2 separate regions of the Homo sapiens genome follow, and region 2 is linked to region 1. Evidence: read pairs that join two places in POLR2A ChIA-PET (ENCODE). Cell type or tissue: MCF 10A. All regions are shown on one strand. Each heading gives the region's core, and the rest is flanking DNA. Links, peaks and the distances in the headings are about the cores only.

Region 1 (17,316 bases), core at 8,208-10,707:
ACCAGTTAGAATGGCAATCATTAAAAACTCAGGAAACAACAGGTGCCGGAGAGGATGTGGAGAAATAGGAATGCTTTTACACTGTTGGTGGGACTGTAAACTAGTTCAACCCTTGTGGAAGTCAGTGTGGCGATTCCTCAGGGACCTAGAACTAGAAATACCATTTGACCCAGCCATCCCATTACTGGGTATATACCCAAAGGACTATAAATCATGCTGTTATAAAGACACATGCACGCGCATGTTTATTGCGGCTCTATTCACAATAGCAAAGACTTGGAACCAACCCAAATGTCCAACAATGATAGACTGGATTAAGAAAATGTGGCACATATACACCATGGAATACTATGCAGCCATAAAAAATGATGAGTTCATGTCCTTTGTAGGGACATAGATGAAATTGGAAATCATCATTCTCAGTAAACTATCACAAGAACAAAAAACCAAACACTGCATATTCTCACTCATAGGTGGGAATTGAACAATGAGAACACATGAACACAGGAAGGGGAACATCACACTCTGGGGACTGTTGTGGGGTGGGGGGAGGGGGGAGGGATAGCTTTAGGAGATATACCTAATGCTAAATGACGAGTTAATGGGTGCAGCACAGCAGCATGGCACATGTATACATATGTAACTAACCTGCACATTGTGCACATGTACCCTAAAACTTAAAGTATAATAAAAATTAAAAAAAAAAAGAAACTAGGAGACGCTTATTAGGTGCTGCTAGCTGCCTAACAAACTGGAAGCTTTCCACATTTCCATTTTATCTCTTAAAGCCCATCTGTTGTCTAAAGTTTTTTTTTTTTCATCTTTTAAGTTCCGAGGTACATGTACAGGATGTGCAGGTTTGTTACATAGGTAAACGTGTGCCATGGTGGTTTGCTGCGTAGATAAAAAAATATAGAACGCTTCGCAAATCTGCATGTCATCCTTGCACAGGGACCATGTACATCTTCTCTATATCATTCCAATTTTAGTATATTTGCTGCCAAAGTGAGCACTGAAGTTTTTTTCTTAATACATAAATTACCTTTTTGAAAAGGGGAGGTATTTTTTCATATCCATGAATACTTTCATTCTTGTTGAGTGTATCAATTATTAAATATATTCATCATATATTATCTGACTAACTGATTTACATTTTGGGAATAGCTACTAAAAACAAATCAAAACAAAACAAAACTTGCTAGTCCAAATAGTTAAAGCCCAAAGCTAAGATACTCAGTAATTTTTGGGGGGGGTTAGAGAGTGTACATTATTCAATTGAGGTTATGATAAACTAGTGTACACATACTGCAAATTTAAGCTGTCCCTACCAGCTTGTTAGCCAGTTTGTGTAACCAAACTTTACATAGATGATTTTTGTTAGGAACTCTAGCATTGCCACAGTTTGCAGTCAATATTGAATGAGGCTTCTCAATTCTTGCTCTTTTCTTTCTTAGCTGAGTCAGCTATGATATTAGTCAAATAGCTGCCTAAAATTAATTTCCAAACGGTAATCATACTTGATCTTTAAAGGAAAAGATTAACACTGAAACCAACATGTATGTTGGTCCTTACAACTTTAGATATATGTGACTTCGTGAAAAGAATTCCCATTTTAATTAATTTGCTAAGGGTTATTAATTAATCTGTACTTATGTCTTAAGTTAAAGTGGAGATGATAGAAAATAGATAATAGATAACACACAGTATATGTTATTTCTATTATATAATTAATGCACAAATATATGCATATATAATATATATGCAGACAGAAGTTTTGATGGCATTCTTAGCACATCATAATACTATTGCCCATATAATTAGTAGTCCCCCCATTTTCGACTTAAACTAAAATTGCATTTTGAATTGTGATTCAGACTTCTTTCTGCTTACCAAGAAAGAAAAAATAGACATCCATATTCACCGGAATAGAGAAATTTGTATCAAAGTGTGAGGAAGTAAACTCACTGTATTTGTTTAAAGAGAGAGCAAAGGGTGGTAGATCATTTTAGTCAGGCTGATATAAAAGATGCCTTCCAAGGACACAATTAACAAATACCAAGATGCTTAATTTTAAACTACAGCACCTACCTGTAGCTTGTATATTTTTATACTACTTTATTGACTAAATCCAGTACATATTTTCCTTTAAATTACTTGTATTCATTTTTAGAGTTATTCCAATTCTGAGTATTTTAATTCTATTATAAAGTGTAAAATCTCTTTTTTTTTTTTTTTTGAGACAGCGTCTCACTCTGTTGCCCCGGCTAGAGTACAGTGGCGCGATCTCGGCTTACTGCAACCTCCGCCTCCTGGGTTCAAGCAATTCTCCTGCCTCAGCCTCCTGAGTAGCTGGGACTACAGGCACGCGCCACCATGCCCGGCTAATTTTTATATTTATAGTAGAGATGGGGTTTCACCATATTGGCCAGGCTGGTCTGGAACTCCTGACCTTGTGATCTGCCCACCTCAGCCTCCGAAAGTGCTGGGATTACAGGCGTGAGCCACCGCGCCCGGCTAAGTGTAAAATCTCTAAGCAGAAAATTTATGACTTTTTCTGATAAATGTGTAATAATGATCCAGGCAACTTTGATTTAGTAAATAAATAATAAGCTTTTATTCTATTGTATATAATTCTTTCATAGAATTCTTGCAGAAAGGGAATGATTCTCAGGAAAGAGATTTGAGTTCTTCCCTGGGAAGGTAATGCATTTCACCTACTCTTCAGTTAAGTTATGGATTTACATTCAGCAAGAGTAAATAGTGACACATTTTCTATCTTCTTATTCTGTCACTGTGCTAGGTTGTCTCAAGTAGAAAAATTATCCTCACTTTAAAAATAATTATGTAGAAGCTTGACTTTGGCATAAGTTAAAATTTTCCCAGATCTCAGCTATGACAGTTAGCATTCCTCCAGTTTGAAAGTTAACAAAAGTCTTGGCATTTCTCTGTAAGGAAAAATGTAGGCTCTTTCTTCCTATTCAGTTTTCAAAGTACAGTTAGTTGACCCCTGAACAACTTAAGATTTTGGTGCTGACCCCCCACGCAGTTGAAAATCCACGTATAACTTTTGACTCCTTCAGAAATTAACTACTGATAGCCTACTGTTGACCAGAAGCCTTGCTAATAACATAAACAGTCGATTAACATATATTTTGTATAGGTATTATATACTGTATTCTTACAATAAAGTAAGCTACAGAATAGAAAATGTTATTAAGAAAATCATAAGGGCCGGGCACGGTGGCTCACGCCTGTAATCCCAGCACTTTGGGAGGCCGAGGCGGGCGAATCACGAGGTCAAGAGATCTAGACCATTCTGGCCAACATGGTGAAACCCCGTCTCTACTAAAAGCACAAAAATTAACTGGGCGTGGTGGTGCTTGCCTGTAGTCCCAGCTACTTGGGAGGCTGATGCCGGAGTATTGCTTGAACCCGGGAAGCGGAGGTTGCAGTGAGCCGAGATCGCGCCACTGCACTGCAGCCTGGCAACAGAGCAAGACTCCGTCTCAAAAAAAAAGAAAGAAAGAAAATCATAAGGAAGATAAAATACAGTTACGGTACTGTACTGTAGTAATCACAGTAGTAAGTTTACATCATCTGTTTACAAGACGAATTGTCTGTCTGAGATGGTGGGCAAGTGCAGCGGCAGACCTCATTCTACAGTAATATATCAAGCAGTTCAACGTTTTCTTGTAATGTTATGACTTTTCTTGTAATGTTATGACTTTTCTCTGTTCTTGGGAGCATTTCCAGCATGGCTAGTGGCACTACATATGGATCCCATGGTATTATTCAAGGTTTACAATATTGCACTAAACACAATGAAAGATACCTAGAACTTTGAGAGATCACTTTTTACTGTGGTAACGCAGTATACTGGAGAGATGAACTGTTCACGCAAAGATGATTAGTGTCACACAGGGTTTTAAGTGGATACTTGCAACACTTGAGCTCATCTCAACAGCAACAGGAGGTGGCTATGAAATTATTACAGTAGTACAGTGTGTAGCATGGTTAGCTTTATGCAGTTATGATTTAATACTACATCTTTATATTTATGTGAATGGTGCCATGTAGAGTGTTTGTGTACCTAAGTTTTGGTAAGTTTTAACATTTTATAATAAATTCGTATATATTTTATGGTAGTAAGTGATAAACTAATATCTACATATATTTTGTGCATTTGTGACGTACCTTTTTTCTTAATCTTTTTGATATTTCTAAGCTCTGCTTTTTGTCTGTGAGTTTTTTGAAATTGTCACAAATCTGCAAAAATTTTTCCAGTATATTTATTTAAAAAAATCTGCTTATAAGTGGATGCACACAGTTCAAACCCATGTTATTCAAGGGCCACTTGTAGTCTGGTTTCATATAATCATGGATTTTCAAGTTGGATGGAACTTTAGACATGATCTGGTTTAAAGCTATCATCATACATATGAAGACAGTGAATTTGAGGGAGATGATGTAATGCGTTCTGGGTCAAATGAATTAGTGGCTGAAATAGGACAGGAATCCAGAGTGGTTTTTTAAATTTTTTTTTAATTTCAAGTCCTTTTGATCTTTTCTTTTCTGAAGGATATGTGTGAACTAGATGACTTCAAGGTTCTTTCCAGCATTGGGATTTTGTGGAGGAGATTACAGTTGAGGAATTTTTATAAACTTGGCCTTGTTTCAGTTGTGGTAAATTTCTGAAAAAATGCAGTTGTTTCCTTTGAATTCTATAAAATTCCAGAAAAATTTTTCTACAGTTAGCAATTTGTTATTGTCAATGAGCTGGACCATGCCATTGTGAGGAAAATGGTAGTTTCAGGCTGTAAACGCCACTGGATGGATCTACTGGGTCCTGGACTTTGTGAAAAGATCTCAGGGAACTAATTGTTGTGGGTGAGTTTCTCTTTGGAGCAACTAGTTTACTCACAAAAAACAAAGGTTATTACTATTATGTGAGAAACAGAAAACAATATCAGCCTTCTGGGTCCTGCCTATTTTACAGGGCATAAAAATATAATTAAATATCTCCGAGTTCACGTTCAGATAAATGGCATGGTTCATTAGAGGAGATCAGACTTGTTGAGAGTGGTATGGCCATAAACTGTGACTTGGGTCATTAGGGCAACAACACCTTCAGTTACGTTGCATCATGACTTGCATTAATGGTGGTCACCTAATTAGCTAATACCATTTTTAGCAGCACTGACATGATGGCTCTGGATTATATTGGTAGGACACTGACTTGCATGTTCTAATTCCTCTACCTGCTGATTGGATCCATTCTTGATTTGAACATAGATGTTGATATTTAGAAGATAAATTTAGCCTATTGGCTAAATGCTGATTGGAATTGTGGATTAGAGGATTGGTGATTGGGAAATGCTTTGAGCCCCTGGGAAATAAAAGTTTCTGCTTGGACAGGGTATACACTTTATTATTGATTTTTATCAGAGAGGGGGTTCTGAGAAGTAAGAGAATTGCCTTGCTCAGAAAGTAGTGAGTGAGCAAGGCTGAGCCTCTCAGTGGCTGCCCATTTGTTCCACTCTTGTAACTCCTGAAAGAAACAACTCAAGAAAACCCAGAACACCAAAAATGTTCAGCATGGTACTTGGGAGTTATTTGACATTCTGGCATCTTCTTTTCTGACTCTCACATGCTATTTTAAAGCCCTTGCTCACGAAGAAACCACAGAGGAAGAAGAGGTGGACACAGGCACAAATCCTAGACAGCTATTACCTTTTGAATAATAAATCAATCCACCTGGGTCACCATGAACCTCCAGTGTTTTCCACTGGGTATAAAGTGATGTACTTTCTTTCCAGTTGCTTTGGTCCTTTATAAGACCAGTTTCTTAGTATCTCTTTCCTTGATGCGAGGCTGTCCCTAACTAGTATTTCCCCTTGCCTAAGGAGCTGCAGCTGTTTTGATGTTCCCCAGAACCATCTTCTCCCCATCTCCTCCACTTCTTGCTTGGGAAAGGAAAAGCAACTTCCTTCCTTGGGGAACCCTAATATTTATTTATATTTCAATTTTGAAGCTGAATTCAGTAGGTTTTGTCATGTTGTCACTAACTGTAATAAAGACAGAAGGACCCCTCTCCATATAGTCTTGAAGAGGAGGGGAGCGTGGCCAGAGGAAATTAATTGATTGACATAGACTAGAAGCACAAAAGCCATCTCAGCGCAACTCTTTGTTTTTAATACCTTTCTTCACTCCTTTTGTTGGTCAGGTGTTTTTTTCATGCACTACAGCCTAAGGTTTCTGAACTTAGTGATTGTCTCCCTAACCAAAGGGCCTAAGGAATGACCGTTTGGTATTCCTTGGGACCCTTGGTGAGGGCATCTGGCCTAATCATGACAAACTGATGAGTTGGCATCTTCCATAGAGTGGAACAAGGACTGTTGGCTGAGAAAAGAGTGAATCTGAAGCGAGGACAGAGTTGGCTCATGGAACATGTTATCTGTTCTCTGAGTTTCTTGTCCCAGTACGTCAACAAATTTGTTTTTGCTTAAAGACTTTCCCACACGAATGTCTGCCAAGTTCAGATGACTGCTTTTTTAGATTGATCTTGGTTTTCTTGGAACAAGAGCTGAAATTATATAATAAGCTCAGTTGGTCTCAGTGAGAAAAAGTTGGGAGATTCTATTTTCGCATACATTAGACAGGTCTGGGCATAGAAGAAAGAAAGGCCTGAGAACGAGGTGGGTGAGGGTGGGAGGTGAGAGCAAAGAACTAGTTAAAGGAGATTTCACTTGTGTCTACTTTTACCACTTGTTCTGGGCTCTCTGGGTCACTCAGAAGTGAGGCGCTGGGGCTGCAATGCTCCATGTTGAGATAGACTCTGACCACACTCAGTTGACTTACCCTAGGCCAGTGTGTTAGAAAAGGGTCTTTAGGTTCCTGATTTCTAGATTGGTAGCAACATTGCCAATATCCAGAGCAGCTCCAGAGTGTACATTCATAGACTAGAAGATGCTTTCCTCTGAAACATAAAAAACATGCCATTGTGATGATCTCCCTGCTGGAAACTACAGTCATCCCTTGGTATCCATGGAGGATTGGTTCCAGGGCCCCATAGATACAAAAATCCCTGAATGCTCAAGCCCCCTATATAAAATGGCATAGTATTTGCATATAACCTATGCACATCCTCCCATATGTTTTTTTTTTTTTTTTTTTTGAGACAGAATCTCACTCTGTTGCCCAGGCTGGAGCACAGTGGCTCAATCTTGGTTCACTTCAACCTCCGCCTCTTCGGCTCAAGTGATTCTCATGCCTCAGCCACCCAAGTAGCTGAGACTACAGGCATGCACAACCACGCCCAGCTAATTTTTGTATTTTTAGTAGAGACAGGATTTCTCCATGTTGCCCAGGCTGGTCTTGAACTCCTGGCCTCAAGTGATTTGCCCACCTCAGCCTCCCAAAGTGCTGGGATTACAGGCATGAGCCACCATGCCCAACCCTTCCAGTATACTTTAAATCATCTCTCGATTACTTATAATGTCTAACACCATGTAAATGCTATGTAAATAGTTGTTATACTATATCGCTTTTCTATTTGTATTTTTTTTCCAAATATTTTTGACCTGCAGATATGGAACCTGGGGAAACAGAGGGCCAGCTGTACCTACAGCAAAGCGGATACAGCAACACAAACCTCTACCCCTAAGAAGGAAGGTGTCACTTGATCACTGAGATGCTATGTGTTCCTTGAGATTGGTTTGTAGCCTCAGGCCACAGGGCAATAGGATGAGAGGAACCTGGAGGTTTATTAGAGACAGGAGCATAGGGGACCACAGTGACCATTGTGAATATTAACTGCAGCACGGCTTTCAGGGAGGAAATGGATGTCCTCCTGCCCACATTCAGAGAGCAGCATTGCCTTAGGAGCTTACTAACTCCTGCCAATGCCAGCCAAATGTCTGGTAGCACTGTTGCCGCTGGAGAGGGACTCAGTAAACACTCTCCTTTTCTGAGTAATTTTATGACAAAGACAAACAATAGGTCAGATAGAAACCAAGATGCCAGCTGTTAGAAGCTTGGGTGTGCAGTGAAAATGGGCATCTTTACTTATACAAAATACTTGGACTGAGACTGACCCACCTGGCCTTGGGCAGTGCTGCACTTCTGCAGGCTGCTGTCTGTGGGGCCTGCCCTGGAAAACTTCTAGCACGGAGGAGCACGTTCACCCTGCAGATGGCTGGCTCCCAAGAGGAAGAGGATGATAAGAAGATGCTGAAGTGTGAGTGTCCAGTTCCTCTCCCAGATTCATCAAATCAGGTAATTCACTCTATTTCTGTGGTGAAAAGTAAGGGGTAGGCTGAGAAGCCAGAAGTGCTTAGGGGAAAATTCTTCCTCGTAGAAACCAGAGGAGTGGGAAAATACGTTTGTTTGTTTGTTTGTTTGTTTCTTTTTTTTTTTTTTTTTGAGGCGGAGTCTTGCTCTGTCGCCCAGGCTGGAGTGCAGTGGCGCAATCTCAGCTCACTGCAAGCTCCGCCTCCCAGGTTCACGCCATTCTCCTGCCTCAGCCTCCCGAATAGCTGGGAATACAGGCGCCCACCACCATGCCCGGCTGATTTTTTTTTTTTTTTTTTTTTTTTGTATTTTTAGTAGAGACAGGGTTTCACCGTGTTAGCCAGGATGGTCTAGATCTCCTGACCTGTGATCCGCCCGCCTCGGCCTTCCAAAGTGTTGGGATTACAGGCATGAGCCACCGCGCCCAGCCGTTTCTTTCTTATAATAAGTTTTCTTGGCATAGACACCAGAATTTTCATGAGTGACACCATCTGCCGTAAGAATATTGTGGCTTTTGCAGGCAGCTTCAGGGGACTATAGCATAACAACGGAAAAGATAAATGTTTAAAGGATACTTGCTTTCCTCATCATTGTCAGTGTTTTCTAGCCTAAATGCCAGGAGTGGTTCTGATTACATTAGCCCATGAAAATGATGCATGGGTGGGTTTGGGAGAAAGAGAATAAAGTTATGAAGAAAAAAGATAAATTCATATATAATCACGTATCATCAAAGAATGGTAGCGGGTTAGTCTGAGACATTTTTGGCAGTACTCACAGTTCATAGTCTATAATCTAATGGAAAAGACAAAAGCCAACCAATGCAAGAGAAATAGACATTTGTAAATATATAATTTTGTTGTAGTGAGAGTTAAGTCAGTGATTTTGTTAGTGAGTGGGGTTAAAGGGAAAGTTTACAAAGAAAGTGAACCTTGATCTGTGATGATGAGGAGATGGGGAATGTGAGAACAGGAGCCTTGAGGTTCTGGTTGTATGGTGAAAACCCATAGACACGAGCTAAAGAGTTTCTCTGATGTCATCCAAGGTTGAACATGAAATATTATGATGTTGCTGCTGCTGCTGTTGATGGAAGGAAGATAAATGTTGTGACAGACACCCACAACGTTTTTGGCAAGAAATAAGATTCCATTTGGTATGATGCATTTCAAGGGAATGACCTTTAGCATCATGCAGATGTGGCATGTTTTTGGCTCATTCCTGAACTATGGGGTTTGTGATCTATACAAATGTGGAAGGCATCAGGTTGAAATGCAGTACAATATCTCTTGGCCAATGTAATCGACAAAGTGAAAATTGCAACAATTCCCCACATACATGTTGAAAAGCAGAAACACCACCCCAAAATACAAGAAAGTGGTTTCTCCAAAAAAAAAAAAAAAAAGTAAGGAAAGCATCTAAACATAGGATAAAGGCTCTCTATACTGCTACTGCTCTTTTTAGCCTGATAGCAAATGCATCATTTCTTTGATGTGGTAAGAGAAGTACTTGTGTCCTTATTCACTAAAGTCAATCTTCTTTGGGATTGATCCCAAAGGGTCAATGAGATGCCCCCCAACCAACCCTCTCCACAGGTTATCCTGTTGTCTTTTTAATTCCTCCTATTCTTACGCCAGTAAAGACCTTAGAACATGTGCTTGGTTTCTTGCTTTTAGCTTCTGTTCTTTTCAATTTATCCAACTTGAGCCTCCTGATCAGTATTCCTACAATACTTTCCTTCCTTCCTTCCTTCCTTCCTTCCTTCCTTCCTTCCTTCCTTCCTTCCTTCCCTCCTTCCCTCCTTCCCCTCTCTCTCTTTTTCTTTCATCTCTCTCTTTCTCTTTCTTTCTTTCTTTTTTTTTTTTTTTGGAGATAGGGTCTGGCTCTGTTGCCCAGGCTGGAATGCACTGGCACCATCATGGCTCACTGCAACCTCTGCCTCCTGGGCTCAAGTGATCCTCCCATCTCAGCCTCTTGAGTATCTGGGACCACTAGTACCTGCCACCACACCCATCTAATTTTTGTGTATTTTGCAGAAATGAGGTCTTACTATGTTGCCCAGGCTGGTCTTGAGCTTCCAGGCTCAAGCAATCCTCCTGCCTTGGTCTCCCAAAGTGCTGGGATTGCAGGTGTGAGTGAGCCATGTACCCAGTCATTTGTTTGTATCAATTGCCAATCTAAATTTTAAAATGGCTCTCTATTCTCTACAAGATGAAATCAAATTCATTTACCCAATATTACTATGATATATAAGACAGAACTATTTTTTAACTGCAGTTCTCCCATTTCATCACACAAATTCTTCAGTGAGCCACACTGACTCATTGTTTCCCCAAACAGCTCTTTGAACTTTCCACCCACTAGGTCTCTGCTCATCCTAGTTTCCCTTATCCCTTTCCTCCCACCACCTAAGTCCTTTCCGTAAGTACAAGTTCAGTTAAAATCCACATTCTGCATGAAATTTTGCCCAAACACTGTAGTCAGGATTTTAAAAAATTGTACTACTCATGTCATTCACCATATTTCAAGTGTATTGATTTTTTGGATCTTGTTCATACATCTTACCTCTTCAAAAACATTCTTGAGGGCAGAGACCTTTTCGTGTCCTTCCTATGTCTAGCAAAATTCTTTTACATTATAAATTCCAAAGATGAAGGAAGCATTTCAGAAGTGGAAAGAGGAGAAGGAATGTGCTGCAGAGGTGAGCATGTGGGTTCCTGAGGCAGTAAGCACTTTTATTTATTTATTTACATGTTTTGTATTTTTGAGACCGAGTCTCACTCTGTCACCCAGGCTGGAGTACAATGGCGCGATCTCAGCTCACTGAAACTTTTGCCTCCTGGGTTCCAGCGATTCACCTGCCTCAGCCTTCTGAGTAGCTGGGATTACAGGCACACACCACCATGCCCGGGTAATTTTTGTATTTTTAGTAGAGACGGGGTTTCGCCATATTGGCCAGGCTGGTCTTGAACTCCTGACCTCAAGTGATCTTCCCGCCTTGGCCTCCTAAAGTGCTGGGATTACAGGCTTGAGCTACCTTGCCTGGCCCAGGAAGCATTTTTAAACTAAATAATAATGAAAACGTGCCATCAACTATTGAGGGATGCAGCTAAAGTTCACTTAGAGGGAACTTACTGCCTAAAATAAATACATTAGAAAACAAAAAAGGCTGAAAACCAGTGGCCTTCTATTTCTTGAAGTTAATAAAATAATCATAAATTAAAACCAAAAAAATAGGAAAAATAAAATTATAAATAAAAGAAAATAAATCAGTAAAAGAAAAAACAAAATAAGGAGCTTCTAAAAAGTTAAAATTTCTTTATTTGAAAAGACTAATAAAATTGATAAAGCCATGGCAGGAATGAATGGGAAAAAGAAGGCAAAATAGTTGGTATCAGACATGAAAAAAGATGACATCACTACAGATCCTATAGCCAATACAAAAAAATAAGGTATTACAGAAATCTTTATGCCAGCAAATTTGAAAATTAAATAAAATGGATAGATGAATAGGTTCCTAGGCAAAGTAAACATAGTCATGAGAAAAATTAGAAAAATCTTATCCTTTATAATTATTAGTTAAATAGAACTCATAATTTAAAATTATCCCACAAAAAACTCTAATCCAGATAGTTTTGCTGATGAATTCTACCAAACATCAAGGCAGAAATCCTGTTGATCTTGTGTAAACTTCTCTAGAGAATATAAAAAGAGCAAAGAAGATTCCAATTATTTCATGAGCCAGTATGACTTTATTTTCCCTTTCTTTTAAAATCTTGAAATAATTTCAAACTCACAGAAAAGTCGCAAAACTGACGTAGAAATTTACACATACTCTTTATTTATCTTTTCCTAAAGTTGACAACTTGCATAACCATAATACAGTTTTTTAAAACAAGTAGATTAACATTGGACAATACTGTTAACTAAGCCACAACCATTATTAGAATTTTGCCAGTTTGATCTCTAATGTTCTTTTCATCTCTGGGATCCAATCCAGGATTCCCATATTGCATTTAGTTTTTGCATCTCCTTAGTCTCATCCAATCTGTGGCAGTTCTTCAGTTTTTGCTTGTCATTTATAAACTTGACACTTTTGATGATTAGTGGTCAGGTATTTTGTAGGATGTCTTTCAATTTGATTTGTCTGATGTTTTCTCATGATTCCATGGGGTTATGCATTTTTGGCGAGAATGTATTACAGATGTGATACTGCATCATATCAGGAGGTGCCTGATGTTGATACAACTTATTACTGATGATGGTAAGCTTGATCACTTAGTTACAGTGGTGTCTGCCAGGTTTCCCTGCTGTAAAAATTTCCTATTTTTCCCTTTGTCATTGGTAGATATCTTAGGGGAGATATTTTGAGACTATGAAAATACCTTGATTCTCCTCAAACTTTGTTCATTGGTGAAATGATGTTTAAGATGTCTACACAGAAAATTATAAACCATAATTGAGAACATTTAAAGAATGCATCAAAAGACTCACCATTTTTAAGATGTCAGTTATTTCTCCCAATTGGTCTATAGAGTCAATCTCAGTTACAATTCCTTACAGGTTTTTTTGGTATAAATTGATAAGCTGATTTTCATATTTAGATGGAAAAACCATCTAAAACTTAGCCAAGAATAGCTAAGTTGCTCTTGAAGAAGATGAATAAGGTAGTAGAACTTGTTTTACTGGTTATAAAGACACATTCTAAAGCTAGAATAATTTACACAGTGTGGTAATGATGCCATGAGAGAGAAATAAATGGAGCAGAGTAGAAGGCACAGACTGATTTATTCATAGAGACAGATTTATTCATTTATGACTTAATTTTTGACAAAGATCAACTTTTCAGTGAGTGGTGGTAGATCAATTTTATGACCATTTGGAATAAATGAAACTGAACCCCTGCCTCATATTGGACATGAAAATTAATTCCAGGTAACTTACAAATCTGTGTGTGAAAGGCAAAACAATAAAGCTTCCAAAAGATAATATAGGACAATTTCTTCATGTCTTAGGGGGTAGAGAAAGATTTATTAAACAGAATTGAAAAAGCACTAACTGTAGAGGAAAAGATTGATAAATTGGATCACTTTAATATGACGAACTTCTATTCATTTACAGACTCCCCTAAAAAGAGTGTAAAAGCAAACTACAGTGTAGGATAAAATATTTGCAATGCATGTACTACTGGTGGGAGTGGAAAATGGCATACAGACTTTAGGAAATGGCTTATTATTTTCTATTAAAGTTAAACATATGGATACCCTATGGCCCAGCAATGCCATTCTTAGTTACATACTCAACAGAAATGTTTGCTATATGCACTAATAAATAGGTATAAAAATATTCTGAGTAGTAGTATTCACAATAAACCTACCCTAGAGACACCCCAATTAACAATCAGCACTAAAACTGGTAAATTAATTGTACTCCATTCATACAATATATGAAATGGCAGAGAAAAAAAAAACAAACTACAGTTACTTGCAACAATATGAATCTCACAGACTTATACTATTGCATGGCCTCAAGACCGGGAGCCCATGAGGGCAACCTGTTACTTGTATTTTTCTCTCACTGTTTCTGACCTTGATGGTGCTGGTGACCTGCAGAAGTTGCTACACCCTTTGCCATGGAGCTGCACAGACACCTGGGCTAGCGCTGGGAGCAGCTGAAGGAGGAGGTTTGGTGGGAACTGAAGGAGATGAGGCCAGGCTGCTGTCCCAGGCCAATGTGGGGAGCCAGCAGTATCAATGTGCATGAGCTGGAGCTGTACCTGGTGTCTTGCAGTGACTTTCATAGCTGAACGGCTACTGTTTTATTCCTGCCTTCCAAATCCTGAGCCAATTTCTCTTGCAACCAACCTTAACTGGAATCATAATGGAATTCTGGGAAATGTAGTTCTTTATTAGCTAATTTGACTCAGTTCAAGTCATCGTAAGAGTGATTTTTTCAGGGAAGAGGGCAAGAGAGAGAGACTGAGAGGAGACTTTGAGGGGCATCTGGCCTGAGTGGTGGTTATGTGGAGGGCACTTTGTGAAAATTCATTTGGTGGAACATTTAGATTTTGTACATTTTTTATTACTCATATATTACACCCACCCCAGCAACACTCAGAAAAGGTTAGGAAAAAAAAAAAAAAAAAGAGAACATAGGTTTTGAAGTCAAAGGCATAGCTCCAATGACTGATCCTGCTAATTTCTAGCTGTAAGACTGAAAAAATTATGTATGTGATTTTATTCTTAGTAATGTGGGGATAATAATGCTTTCTACCTCATAGGTTTTGTGAGCATTAAATGAAATGATTATATCAGCACTGTCTGGCATATAAAAAGCATACAAAAAAGTTTCATTATTGCTCTAAACATATTACTAGATTATGTGGCAATATATTTTGGCAATATATTTTACAATATATTTATAATATATTTTACATATATATAGGTATAATGATATATGATAACAAGAATAGCTAACTTTTTGACCACTTACTGTGTTTCAGGCACTATTATAAGCAAATTTTCATTTATTCACTCATTGAAACTCCGTAATAATCCTTTGAGATGGATTCTATCATTACCTCCATCAAAGAGATGAGTAAATTGAGGCTAAAGAGGTTTACCTAACTGTCCCAAGGTCACACAGCTCTTAAATAGTGGGGCCAAGGATTCAAACCCAGGGCACATATGTGTAGGGAGGGATGTCTGAGCAGGTGGATATTGTCATGTAAGCAAGGTGTGTTAGTCAGAACTGTTTTGGTTGGAACTCAGAGAAACCCAACTCCACCTACTAGCTTAGGCCAAGTGGATCATTTAGAGAATAATTATTGGAATATTTCACATAATTATGGCAAAGACAAGGACGTAGTGAGACCCAGGGTCCACTGGAACCAAGATGTCAAAGCCCTTAGGCCTCCCTTTCATGTGTCTTTTTTTCTGCTTGTCTCTATGTTGTTGCCTTAAATACTGCCTACTGCAAATAAGCTTTCTCTGTGTAGCAGAAACCATAGCAGGCAGGCAGCTGCTCCTGGGTCTTGCATCCTGTGTTTCCAACTCCCACAGAGAGGCTGCCTCTCTTCCTTTACTTCTAGACAAAAATATGGGGAAAGGGCTGATTAGTCCAGTTGGGTTGTCCATCAATGTATCTCTATGGCAAGAGGAGCAGACTCTTATAAATAGATTCTTTAATCTTATAAAGAATCTTATAGAATCTGTTCCTCTTGCCATAGAGGAGCAGAATCTATTAAGTCTTATAAACACATTATCTGTGTATGGGATTATTCCCAGAGAAGGAGGAAGCCATCATGAGTTATAGGGCCACAAAGATTGGTGTCCACTGTGCCTTGTATGGAAAAGAAAGCCAAGTAACAAAATGTGTGGGTTGCCCTGGTATAAAGCCTGTATCTCCGGGAAAAGTGTCATTCTTTATCCATGTTCCAGGACGTTCATTTTAATGATTATATTTCCTGGTAGACAAAGATATGAGGATCAGCCAGATCAAGAATGAAAGACAGTCTGTAGCTGTATTACTTTGCTGAATCATTATTCTGATGCAGGATATCTAATAAGCAAAGGAAAAGAACAGATACTAAGGAGTCAACAATCATTCTGGAAAATAGGTTTTGAAAACAGATGTACCCATAAACTGCAGAAACTCTTCCTTTCCAGTTATTCATAATGTATAGCATCTTTGAAAATTAAGGCAGGTAGGATAACAACCTATAACCATTCTCAGACACTTTGCCAAGTGATTTTGCAAAACTATTTAGAGAACATGTAAAAACTAATCTTTAGATTGAAGGCTTTTTTGTGTGTGTGGCTAAAATATCAGTTTCCTGAAACTTTAAGGTCCAACGGGAAAAGAATGCAGTTTGGGTTGCGGGTCAAGTTTGGGGTGTCTGATGAATGAAGAGAGAATGAGGTCACAGTGAAGCATACTTAATTCAGGAAAAAATGTGCCTCGTTTCCCAGAATATTTGCTAGGGAAAGGTGGAAGGAAAGGGGGGAACTCCCCATGCAAAATCCTGCTGGCTTACGCTTGATATCCTATTACCATGCCTAAAAGATGATTTATAACATTGACATTTAATATCAGAAATTTACTTGTAATCAACCTTTGATGATTCAAGGCAAAAAGAGGAAAACATATAATTTAAAAATTATTCCTACTTGGCCTTGGCATCTGGTCTGTAATTTGACACAAATGTTAGCTTGCCCTGTCTGCTATTCTGCATTTTGGTAAAGTTAAAATTTATCTAGGTGATCCATTTATATCAGTATGAAGAAGCTACTTTATTCTTTGGAGAGCTGAAGAGTATTCCAGAGTATCTGAATATGTGGATTATTATAATTAACCAAGAACCTATTGGGCATTTTGTTTATGTTCAATCTTTTGCTATAACAATACTGACACATTCTATTTGCCATGTACACATTCTATTTTGCCCATTATATATTTAGCACATAAATTCATAGAAATAGAGTTGCTTTATCAAAGTGTATGTGCATTTTTAGTTTGAGTAAATTGCTCCTCTCAGAGAATTTATCAATTGACATCTACTCCAGTATTGTGTATGCATACCATGATTAACATAATGTGTTATCAGAGTTATCATTGTCCATCTGCTAGGTTACAAAAAAAGGTATCTCAGGGTGGATTTTCATCTCTTTGCTTATGAGTGAGGTTGAACATATTTTCTTGTGTTTAAGAGCAATTTGAATTTCTGTTCTTTGAACTGTTTATATGCAACTTCTGTCCAGTTTTCTGTTGGGTTCTTTTTTATTGATTCATAGGAGTTCTTTATATATTAAGGATATTAACCTTATGCAATGAAATGAGTTGAAGTTAAAAAATATACAGTTCTTGGTTTATGTTTTGATTTAGTTTATGGTATTCTATTACCATGCATATTTTAAAATTTTTATGTAGTTGAATTTATCAATATCTTCTTTTATGGTTTCCTCACTCAAAGGTTATAAAATATTCCTCCACAGTTTATACTAATTTTGTTATGGTTTCATTTCTTTACATTTA
Region 2 (10,023 bases), core at 7,467-9,966, 120 kb before region 1:
CTACGAAGGTGGGTCACTGTGATGAAGGACACAGGGAAGTGGGAGGCAGAAAGGAGAGAGTGATAAGGTTTACCTACCCTTGGGGTTCCAAATAGGACTTTGGCTTAAAGACTTTTTTCATAGTCTCAGCAGCTCCCCTTCCAAAGGCAGCATGGCACTGTAGAATTTTGACTTTGATATCAGACAAACCTGGTTCCAAAATGCAGCTATAAGCCTTACTAGTTGTCTGAATTTGAGTAAGACATGTGACATTTCTGAGTCTCAGTTTTATCATTTGTTTTATTTCATTAGTTCCATATTTTTATTTATTTATTTTTAAACTTTTAACTTTAGAGGTATATGTGCAGGTTTGTTATGCAGTTAAACTCATGTCATGAGGATATGTTGTACAGATTCTTTTGTTACCCAGGTATTAAGCCTAGTACTCATTAGCTATTTTTCCTGAACCTCTGCTCCTTCCTACCCTCACCCTCCAGTGGGTCCTAGTGTGTGTTGTTCCTCTCTACGTGTCCATGTCTTCTCATCATTTAGCTCTCACTTATAAGTGAGAACATGTGGTATTTTGTTCCTGCATTACTTTGCTAAGGAAAGTGGCCTCCAGCTCCACCCATGTTCCTACAAAGGACATGATCTCATTTGTTTTTATGGCTGTATAGTACTCCATGGTGTATATGTACCACATTTTCTTTATCCAGTCTATAATTGATGGGCATTTGGGTTGATTCCATGTCTTTGTTATTGTGAATAGTGCTGCAGTGAACACATATGTGCATGTGTCTTTAGTATGGAATGATTTATATTGCTTTGGATATATACCCAGTAATGGGATTGCTGGGTCGAATGGTATTTCTGTCTTTAGCTCTTTGAGGAATCACCACACTGTTTTCCACAGTGGTTGAACTAATTTGCACTCTCACCAACAGTGTATAAGTGTAGTTTTATCATTTGTAAGAAGAGGACAATCATATTTATCTTGAAGAGTTCTGCAATCAAATGAGATAATGTTCCCAATGCATCTAACTCAGTATCTGGCTCAGAGCAATTACTGAACAAATGGTAATAGTTATTAATATTAACCAGACTTAACCTTTATGAAACTTTTAAATGGTTCGGTTCTTGGCCCTAAATTGTTCAGTATTTTAAATCAACAGTTTGAAGCATTCTTATCAAATTTAAAGATGAAACAAAACTGAGAAAAACAGCTAACATGTTGGCTGACAGGCTAAGGAGCCATAAAAATCTCAACAACCTTGAAGGATAGGCTGCAACCAGCATGATACAATTAATAGGGATAAATTTAGACTCTAACTTTTGTGTTTAAAGGATCAGCTGAAACCAGACCAAGGGAGACTTTGTTTAATAGTTTATAAGAGCAAGAGAAAGGCTCAGGAGTGTTAGCTGACTGTCAGCTTAACATAAGCCAACTGGGTTAAGGCTGCCAAAATGCTAATGTGACCTGAGGTCATGTGATGGAAATAGAGAGTCCAGAAGGAACGAGATAATCATCCAAATGTCCTTGTGCTGGTCAGATAACATCAAGGAAGTTGTGCTCAGTTCTTGGCCTGCACTTTACAAATGACAGATCTACAAAAAGGTTAATAAGAGGGACAAAATTCTGGAAATCATGTCATCTGAACGATGGTCAAAGTACTAGAGATATTTAGTCTGGAAAAGAGGAGACCAGTCTGGTATAGATTTGGAGTGGAAAGTGGGTGGTATGGAGCATGCCACAGCCCTCAGCTATTTGAAGAGTGTTCATTTGGAAGAGGAATCAGATATGTTCTGCAGTATTTCAAAGGATGGGAGAAACTTTATGACTGGAAATTGTAAGGAAGGGAAATTGTGGTCACTATATGTTAAAGTATACTCATTATAGATGTATCTGCTAGCATTTAAAAGTCTCCACTGTGTACAAGGCTCTCTGCTGAAATCTTCTTATATATTACTTATTTAATCCTTACATCAACTCTGTAAGATGGGTATTATTATCCTCATATAGATGAATAAACTGAGGCTTAGATTGACTAATTGATTTGCCTAAAGCTACACAACAGATTAAATGGTAGAGCTGGGACTGTAACTCAGGTCCTGTGACTAGAAACCCTGTGATTTCTAGCCCTGTGACCTATTTATTATAGGGCTTCCTGAGACACAGGACTTTCATGCTAAAACCAGAACAGTCCATGACAAACCAGAATGGGTGGTCATCCTAATTTTATCATATGTTCCTCTGCACCCCCAAGATGGAAACCTCTGACGCCTGGAAAGCTAGGATTATAGCTCAGCACCTGGCTTTGGCTCAAGTTTCAAAAGGCTTTCCAGAACATTTAACTATTCAAATATGGAAATGGTCTGCACTAAGTGGCAAGGAGCTCCCAATTCCCAGATGTAGTAAAAATGAAGCTGGATTCTACCTGTCAGAATTGTTGAAGATAAGAATTCTCTATTGGGCTTGTCAGTGAAGACCATTTCTGTAGTTTTTTCTATCACTGTCATTCTGCATTTCAGACAGAGAGGTGTCCTTTCTTGGATCCTGAGGAGATCCCCCAGGCTCTTTTTTATTTATTTAACTTTAAGTTCTGGGATACATGTGCAGAACATAAAGGTTTGCTACATAGGTGTATACATGTGCCATGGTGGTTTGCTGCACCTGTCAACCTGTCATCTAGGTTTTAAGCCCCACATGCATTAGGTATTTGTCCTAATGCTCTCCCTCCCCTTGCCCCCAACCCCCTGACAGGCCCTGGTGTGTGATGTTCCAATCCTGTGTCCATGTGTTCACATTGTTCAATTCCCACTTATGAGTGAGAACATGTGGTGTTTGGTTTTCAGTTCCTGTGTTAGTTTGCTGAGAATGATGGTTTCCAGCTTCATCCATGTCCCTGCAAAGGACATGAACTCATCTTTTTTTGTGGCTATGTAGTATTCCATGGTGTATATGTGCCACGTTTTCCTTGTCCAGTCTATCATTGATGGGTATTTGGGCATTTTTTTCTTTTTTATTATACTTTAGGTTTTGGGATACGTATGCAGAACATTCAGGTTTGTTACATAGGTATACATGTGCCATGGTGGTTTGCTGCACCCATCAACCAATGTCATCTACATTAGGTATTTCTCCTAATACTATCCCTCCCATATGCCCCCACCCCTTGACAGGCCCCGGTGTGTGATGTTCCCCTCCCTGTGTCCATGTGTTCTCATTGTTCAACTCCCACTTATGAGTGAGAACATGTTGTGTTTGGTTTTCTGTTCCTGTGTTTGCTGAGAATGATGGTTTCCAGCTTCATCCATGTTGTCTGCAAGGACATGAACTCATCCTTTTTTATGGCTGCATAGTATTCCATGGTGTTTATGTGCCACATTTTCTTTATCCAGTCTATCATTGATGGGCATTTGGGTTGGTTCCAAGTCTTTGCTATTGTGAATAGTGTTGCGATAAACATAAGTGTGCATGTGTCTTTATAGTATAATGATTCATAATCCTTTGGGTATATACCCAGTAATGGGATTGCTGGGTGAAATGGTATTTCTGGTTCTAGATCCTTGAGGAAACGCCACACTGTCTTCCACAATGGTTGAACTAATTTACATTCCCACCAACAGTGTAAAAGCGTTTCTATTTCTCCACAGTCTTTCCAGCATCTATTGTTTCCTGACTTTTTAATGATTGCCATTCTAACTGGTGTGAGATCGTATCTTATTGTGGTTTTGATTTGCATTTCTCTAATGACCAGTGATGATAATTTTTTTTTCATGTTTCTTGGCTGCATAAATGTGTTCTTTTGAGAAGCGTCTGTTCATATCCTTTGCCCACTTTTTGATGGGGTTGTTTTTTTCTTGTAAATTTGTTTAAGTTCATTATAGATTCTGGATATTAGCCCTTTGTCAGATGGATAGATTGAAAAAATTTTCTCCCATTTTGTAGGTTGCCTGTTCACTCTGATGATAGTTTCTTTTGCTGTGCAGAAGCTCTTTAGTTTAATTAGATCCCATTTGTCAATTTTGTCTTTTGTTGCCATTGCTTTTGGTGTCTTAGTCATGAAGTCTTTGACCATGCCTATGTCCTGAATGGTATTGCCTAGGTGTTCTTCTAGGGTTTTTATGGTTTTAGGTCTTATGTTAAGTCTTTAATCCATTTGAGTTAAATTTTGTATAGGATGTAAGGAAGGGGTCCAGTTTCAGTTTTCTGCACATGGCTAGCCAGTTTTCCCAACACCATTTATTAAATAGGGAATCCTTTCCCCATTGCTTGTTTGTGTCAGTTTTGTCAAAGATCCAATGGTTGTAGATGTGTGGCATTATTTCTGAGGCCTCTGTTCTGTTCCATTGGCCTATATATCTATTTTGGTACCAGTACCATGCTGTTTTGGTTACTGTAGCCTTGTAGTATAGTTTGAAGTCAGGTAGCATGATGCCTCCAGCTTTGTTCTTTTTGCTTAGGATTGTCTTGGCTATACGGGCTCTTGTTTGGTTCCATATGAAATTCAAAGAAGTTTTTCTAAATCTGTGAAGAAAGTCAATGGTAGCTTGCTAGAGATAGCATTGAATCCATAAATTATTTTGGGCAGTATGGCCATTTTCCTGATATTGATTCTTCTTAACCATGAGCATGGAATGTTTTTCCATTTGTTTGTGTCCTCTCTTATTCCTTGAGCAGTGGCTTGTTGTTCTCCTTGAAGAGGTCCTTCACGTCCCTTGTAAGTCGTATTCCACGGTATTTTATTCTCTTTGTAGCAATTGTGAATGGGAGTTCACTCGTGATTTGGCTCTCTGTCTATTTTTGGTGTACAGGAATGATTGTGATTTTTTTCACATGTATCCTGAGACTTTGCTGAAGTTGCTTATCAGCTTAAGGAGATTTTGGGCTGAGACGATGGGATTTTCTAAATATACAATCATGTCATCTGCAAACAGAGACAATTTGACTTCCTCTCTTCCTATTTGAATACGCTTTATTTCTTTCTCTTGCCTGATTGCCCTGGCCAGAACTTCCAATACTATGTTGAATAGGAGTGATGAGAGAGGGCATCCTTGCTTTGTGCTGGTTTTCAAAAGGCATGTTTCCAGCTTTTGCTCATTCAGTCTGATATTGGCTGTGGGTTTGTCATAAATAGCTCTTACCATTTTGAGATATGTTCCATCGATAGCTAGTTTATTGAGTGTTTTTAGAATGAAGGGGTGTTGAATTTTATTGAAGGCCTTTACTACATCTATTGAGATAATCAAGTGGTTTTTGTCATTGGTTCTGTTTATGTGATGGATTACATTTATTGATTTGCATATGTTGAACCAGCCTTTCATCCCAGATATGAAGCAGACTGGATCATGGTGGATAAGCTTTTTGATTTGCTGCTGCATTTGGTTTGCCAGTATTTTTTATTGAGGATTTTCTCATCGATGTTCATCAGAGATATTGACCTGAATTTTTTTTTTTTTTGCATGTGTGTGTGTCTCTGGCAGGTTTTGGTATCAGGATGATGCTGGCCTCATAAAATGAGTTAGGGAGATTTCCCTCTTTTTCTATTGTTTGGAATAGTAACAGAGGGAATGGTACCAGCTCCTCTTTGTACTTCTGGTAGAATTTGGCTGTGAATCTTTCTGGTCCTGGGCTTTTTTTGGTTGGTAGGCTATTAATTACTGCCTCAGTTTCAGAACTTGTTATTGGTCTATTCAGGGATTTGACTTCTTCCTGGTTTAGTCTTGGGAGGGTGTATGTGTTCAGGAATTTATCCATTTCTTCTAGATTTTCTAGTTTATTTGTGTAGAGGTGTTTATAGTATTTTCAGATGGTAGTTTGTATTTCTGTGGGATCAGTGGTGATATCCCCTTTATTATTTTTTATTGTGTCTATTTGAGTCTTCTCTCTTTTCTTCTTTATTAGTCTGGCTAGTGGTCTATCTATTTTGTTAATATTTTCAAAAAACCACCTCCTGGATTCATTGATTTTTTGAAGGATTTTTCATGTCTCTATCTCCTTCAGTTCTGCTCTGATCTTAGTTATTTCTTGTCTTCTGCTAGCTTTTGAATTTGTTTGCTCTTGCTTCTGTAGTTCTTTTAATTGTGATGTAAGGGTGTTGATTTTAGATCTTTCCTGCTTTTCCCTGTGGGCATTTAGTGCTATAAATTTCCCTCTAAACACTGCTTTAAATGTGTCCCAAATATTCTTGTACATTGTATCTTTGTTCTCATTGGTTTCAAATAACTTATTTATTTCTGTCTTAATTTTGTTATTTACCCAGTAGTCATTCAGGAGCAGGTTGTTCGGTTTCCATGTAGTTGTGTGGTTTTGTGTGAGTTTCTTAATACTGAGTTCTAATTTGATTGCACTGTGGTCTAAGAGACTGTTATTTCCGTTCTTTTGCATTTGCTGAGGAGTGTTTTGCTTCCAATTATGTGGTTGATTTTAGAATAAGTGCAGTGTGGTACTGAGAAGAATGCATATTCTGTTGATTTGGGGTGGAGAGTTCTGTAGCTGTCTATTAAGCCCACTTGGTCCAGAGCCGAGTTCAAGTCCTGAATATCCTTGTTAATTTTCTGTCTTGTTGATCTGTCTAATATTGACATTGGGGTGTTAAAGTCTCCCACTATTATTGTGTGGGAGTCTAAGTTTCTTGTAGGTCTCTAAGAACTTGCTTTATGAATCTGGGTGCTCCTGTATTGGGTGCATATATATTTAGGATAGTTAGCTCTTCTTGTTGCATTGATCCCTTTACCATTATGTAATGCCCTTCTTTGTCTCTTTTGATCTTTGTTGGTTTAAAGTCTGTTTTATCAGAGACTAGGATTGCAACGCCTGATTTTCTCTGCTTTCCATTTGCCTGGTAAGTATTCCTCCATCCCTTTCTTTTGCCCCAGGCTCTTTGCATAGTATTAAGAGCAAGCCTGGAACATGGACCCTTTTCTCCCTTCTTGCAGTCATTGCCCCCTGTTAAATGTAGCCAAAATGTTCTGAGATTTTTGCCCTTAGAGCACACATGCCTTTGGATACTCAACCCAAGTCTCTTACAAAAAAGATCCAGACACCAATTAATTATATATAGGTCATTGATATGTTTATTCACTTCAAAGTCATTTCAAAAAGAGAAGAAACAAAACAGGTCTCAGTCTGTTTTTTGGAATGTACTCATCAGTGAAATTTCATTTCAGTGATGGTCTTTAAAGGCCTCATGCCTGACTGTCTTGGAGCCCATTAGTGTTCTGAAAAGGATCTTTATGTTTTTTAGATCCTTCAGATTTTTTCTGTGAGTATTTGTGTAATGTTGTCTTGGAAAAGTCTTTTTTTTTAATAGCCTATGCTGGAGTAAAACTGATTTAGAATAAGCAAAGTAGCCTTGATAATACATTTGCCCACATAAGTTAGGAAATTCTTAGTGATTCCCTGTTATCTTACTTGGAGAATCCCATGGGACTGTTCCTCCATGGGAAAGCTTCTGTCACTTGGTGAGTCTCTCTTGTCAGCTGAAGGAGATACCTTCTTGTCCTTTGCAGTGGTAAGAGACAGGTGGCCAATGCAGGGAATTCTCAATGGGGAAAACTGAAAACAGCAAAAATTTAAAGTCCACATTTTATTCCATCTATGTTCTTATTCTGTGTATATCTTCTGGATGAGTATTCCAAGCAACAAACAGCAGAGTTATTTTTCATGTGAGTTTAACATATTCATGTCTATCCTCTTGTATAGTTCTTATGCTCTTTCTGTTTTCTTCACTAACAGCTATCATTATTAAAGAGCCCATGTGGAGTCAAGCTCTGAGATCATGCAGTATTTGTCTTTCAGAAAGTGATATCATTCTGTGTCTGGCTTATTTCACTTAACATAATGTCCTCCAGATTAATCCATGTTGTTGCAAGTAACAGGATTTCCTTCTTTTTCATGGCTTAATAGTATTTCATTGTGTATATATACCACATTTTCTTTATCCATTCATTTGTTGATGAACACTTAGGTTGATTCCAGATCTTGGCTATTGTGAATAATTCTACAGTAATCATGAGAGTGCATATATCTCTTCCACATATTGATTTCATTTCCTTTGGCTATATATCCAGTAATAGGACTTTTGGATTATATGGTAATTCTATTTTTAATTTTTTGAGGGGTCACATATTGTTTTTCATTTTACATTCCCACTAATGTTGTGGAAGGGTTCTCCTTTTTCCATATCCTCATTAAGAGTTTTTATCTTTTGTCTTTTTGGTAATAGCCGTTCTAACAGGTGTGAAGTGGTATCTCATTGTAGTTTTAATTTGCATTTCCCTGAGGATTAGTGATGTTGAGTGTTTTTTCATATACTTGGTTATTTGAATGTCTTCTTTTAATAAATGTCTATTCAAGTCCTTTGCCCTTTTAAAAACCAGGTAATTTGTTTTCTGGCTAATGAGTTGTTTGAGTTCCTTATATATTTTGGATACTAACCCCTTATTAGATGTACAGTTTGCGAATATTTTCTTCAATTTTATAGGTTGTCTCCTTTCTCTGTTGATTATTTCTTTGTTGTGCAGAAGCTATGTAGTTTGGAGTAACCCCATTTGTCTATTTTTGATTTCATTGCCTGTGCTTTTGGGTTTATAGAAAAAAAAATCATTGCCAAGACTAATGTCATGGAATTTTTCCCTTACATTTTCTCCTAGTAGTTTTACAGCTTCACATTTAAGTCTTTAATCCATTTCAAGTTTTTTGTATCTAGTGTGAGACAAGGGTTCAATTTCATTCTTCTGCATGTGAATATCAGTTCTCTCAACACCATTTATTGAAGAGACCCTCCTTTCCCTATTGTGTATTCTTTGCATCATCACTAAAAATCAATTGACCATAAATGTGTGGCTTTATTTCTGAGCTCTCTAATCTGTTCCATTGGTCTATGTGTGTGTTTTTATTCTAGTATCATGCTTTTTTGATTGTGATAACTTTGCAGTATATTTCAAAGTCAGGTAGTGTGATGCTTCTAGCTTTGTTCTTTTTGCTCAAGATTGCCTTGACTATTCAGATCTTTTGTGGTTCCATATAAATTTTAGAATTTTTTCTAATTCTGTGAAAAATGCCCATGGAATTTTGAATAGGAATTGCATTGAATCTGTAGATTGCTTTGGGTAGTATGGACATTTTACAATATTGAATCTTCTAATTCATGAGCATGGGATATCTTTCCATTTGTTTGTGTCTTCTCCAGTTTCTTTCATCTATATTTTGTAGTTTTTACTGTACAGCTGTTTTACTTCATAAGTTAAATTTGTTCCCAAACATTTTATTTGTTTTTTCTAGCTATTGTAAATGGGGCTGTTTTTGTGGTGTCTTTTTGCACAGCTTGTAATTAGTGTATAAAAGTGCTATTGATTTTTGTATGTTGATTTTATATTCCAAAACTTTTCTGTATTTATTAGTTCTAAGAGATTTTTGGTAGAATTTTTTTTTATTTTTAATGAAGTCTCACTCCATTGCCCAGGTTGGAGTGCAGTGATGTGATCTTGGCTCACTGCAGCCTCTACCTCCCAGGTTCAAGCAATTCTCCTGCCTCAGCCTCCTGAGTAGCTGGGATTACAGGCGTGAGCCACCATGCCTGGCTACTTTTTTTCTATTTTTAGTGGAGATGGGGTTTCACCATGTTGGCCAGGCTGGTCTTGAACTCCTGACCTCAGGTGATCCACCCACCTCAGCCTCTCGCAGTGCTGGGATTACAGGCGTGAACCACTGTGCCTGGCCTTTTTGGTGGAATCTTTAGGGTTTTCTGTATATAAGATCATTTCATTTGCAAAGAGGGACAATTTAACTTCTTCCTTCCCAATCTTGATGCCTTTTATTTGTTTCTCTTGCCTAATTCCTCTAGCTAGAACTTCCAGTACTATAAAATAGGAGTGGTGAGAGCTGGCATCATTGTCTTGTTCCTGATCTTGGAGGAAAATCTTTCAATGTTTACCATCGAGTATGATTTTAGCTGTGGATTTGTCACATATGACATTTATTGTGTTGAGGTATATTCCTTCTATACCTAAATTATTAAGAATTTATCATGAAAGGATGTT

What was found. Peaks named below come from ENCODE experiments on the same cell type or tissue, not always from the same donor. Only the 100,000 strongest peaks of a DNase experiment are listed, where the experiment ranks them.
Region 2: POLR2A ChIA-PET joins it to region 1 with 5 read pairs; 2 of 35 experiments call an interaction of 5 or more read pairs at or near these places.

The regions. Positions count from the first base shown.
Region 1 is chr18:22,631,279-22,648,594 of GRCh38, reverse strand. It overlaps the pseudogene RNU6-1032P. Among named protein-coding and RNA genes, the nearest start is that of CTAGE1, 220 kb to the right of the region's middle. In MCF 10A, for the core only: no CTCF peak of the experiment used is centred there; DNase peaks (open chromatin) are centred at 9,404 and 10,614.
Region 2 is chr18:22,757,503-22,767,525 of GRCh38, reverse strand. The region is part of intron 3 of RBBP8-AS1 (RBBP8 antisense RNA 1); the gene reads left to right. Among named protein-coding and RNA genes, the nearest start is that of RBBP8, 170 kb to the left of the region's middle. In MCF 10A, for the core only: no CTCF peak of the experiment used is centred there; no DNase peak of the experiment used is centred there.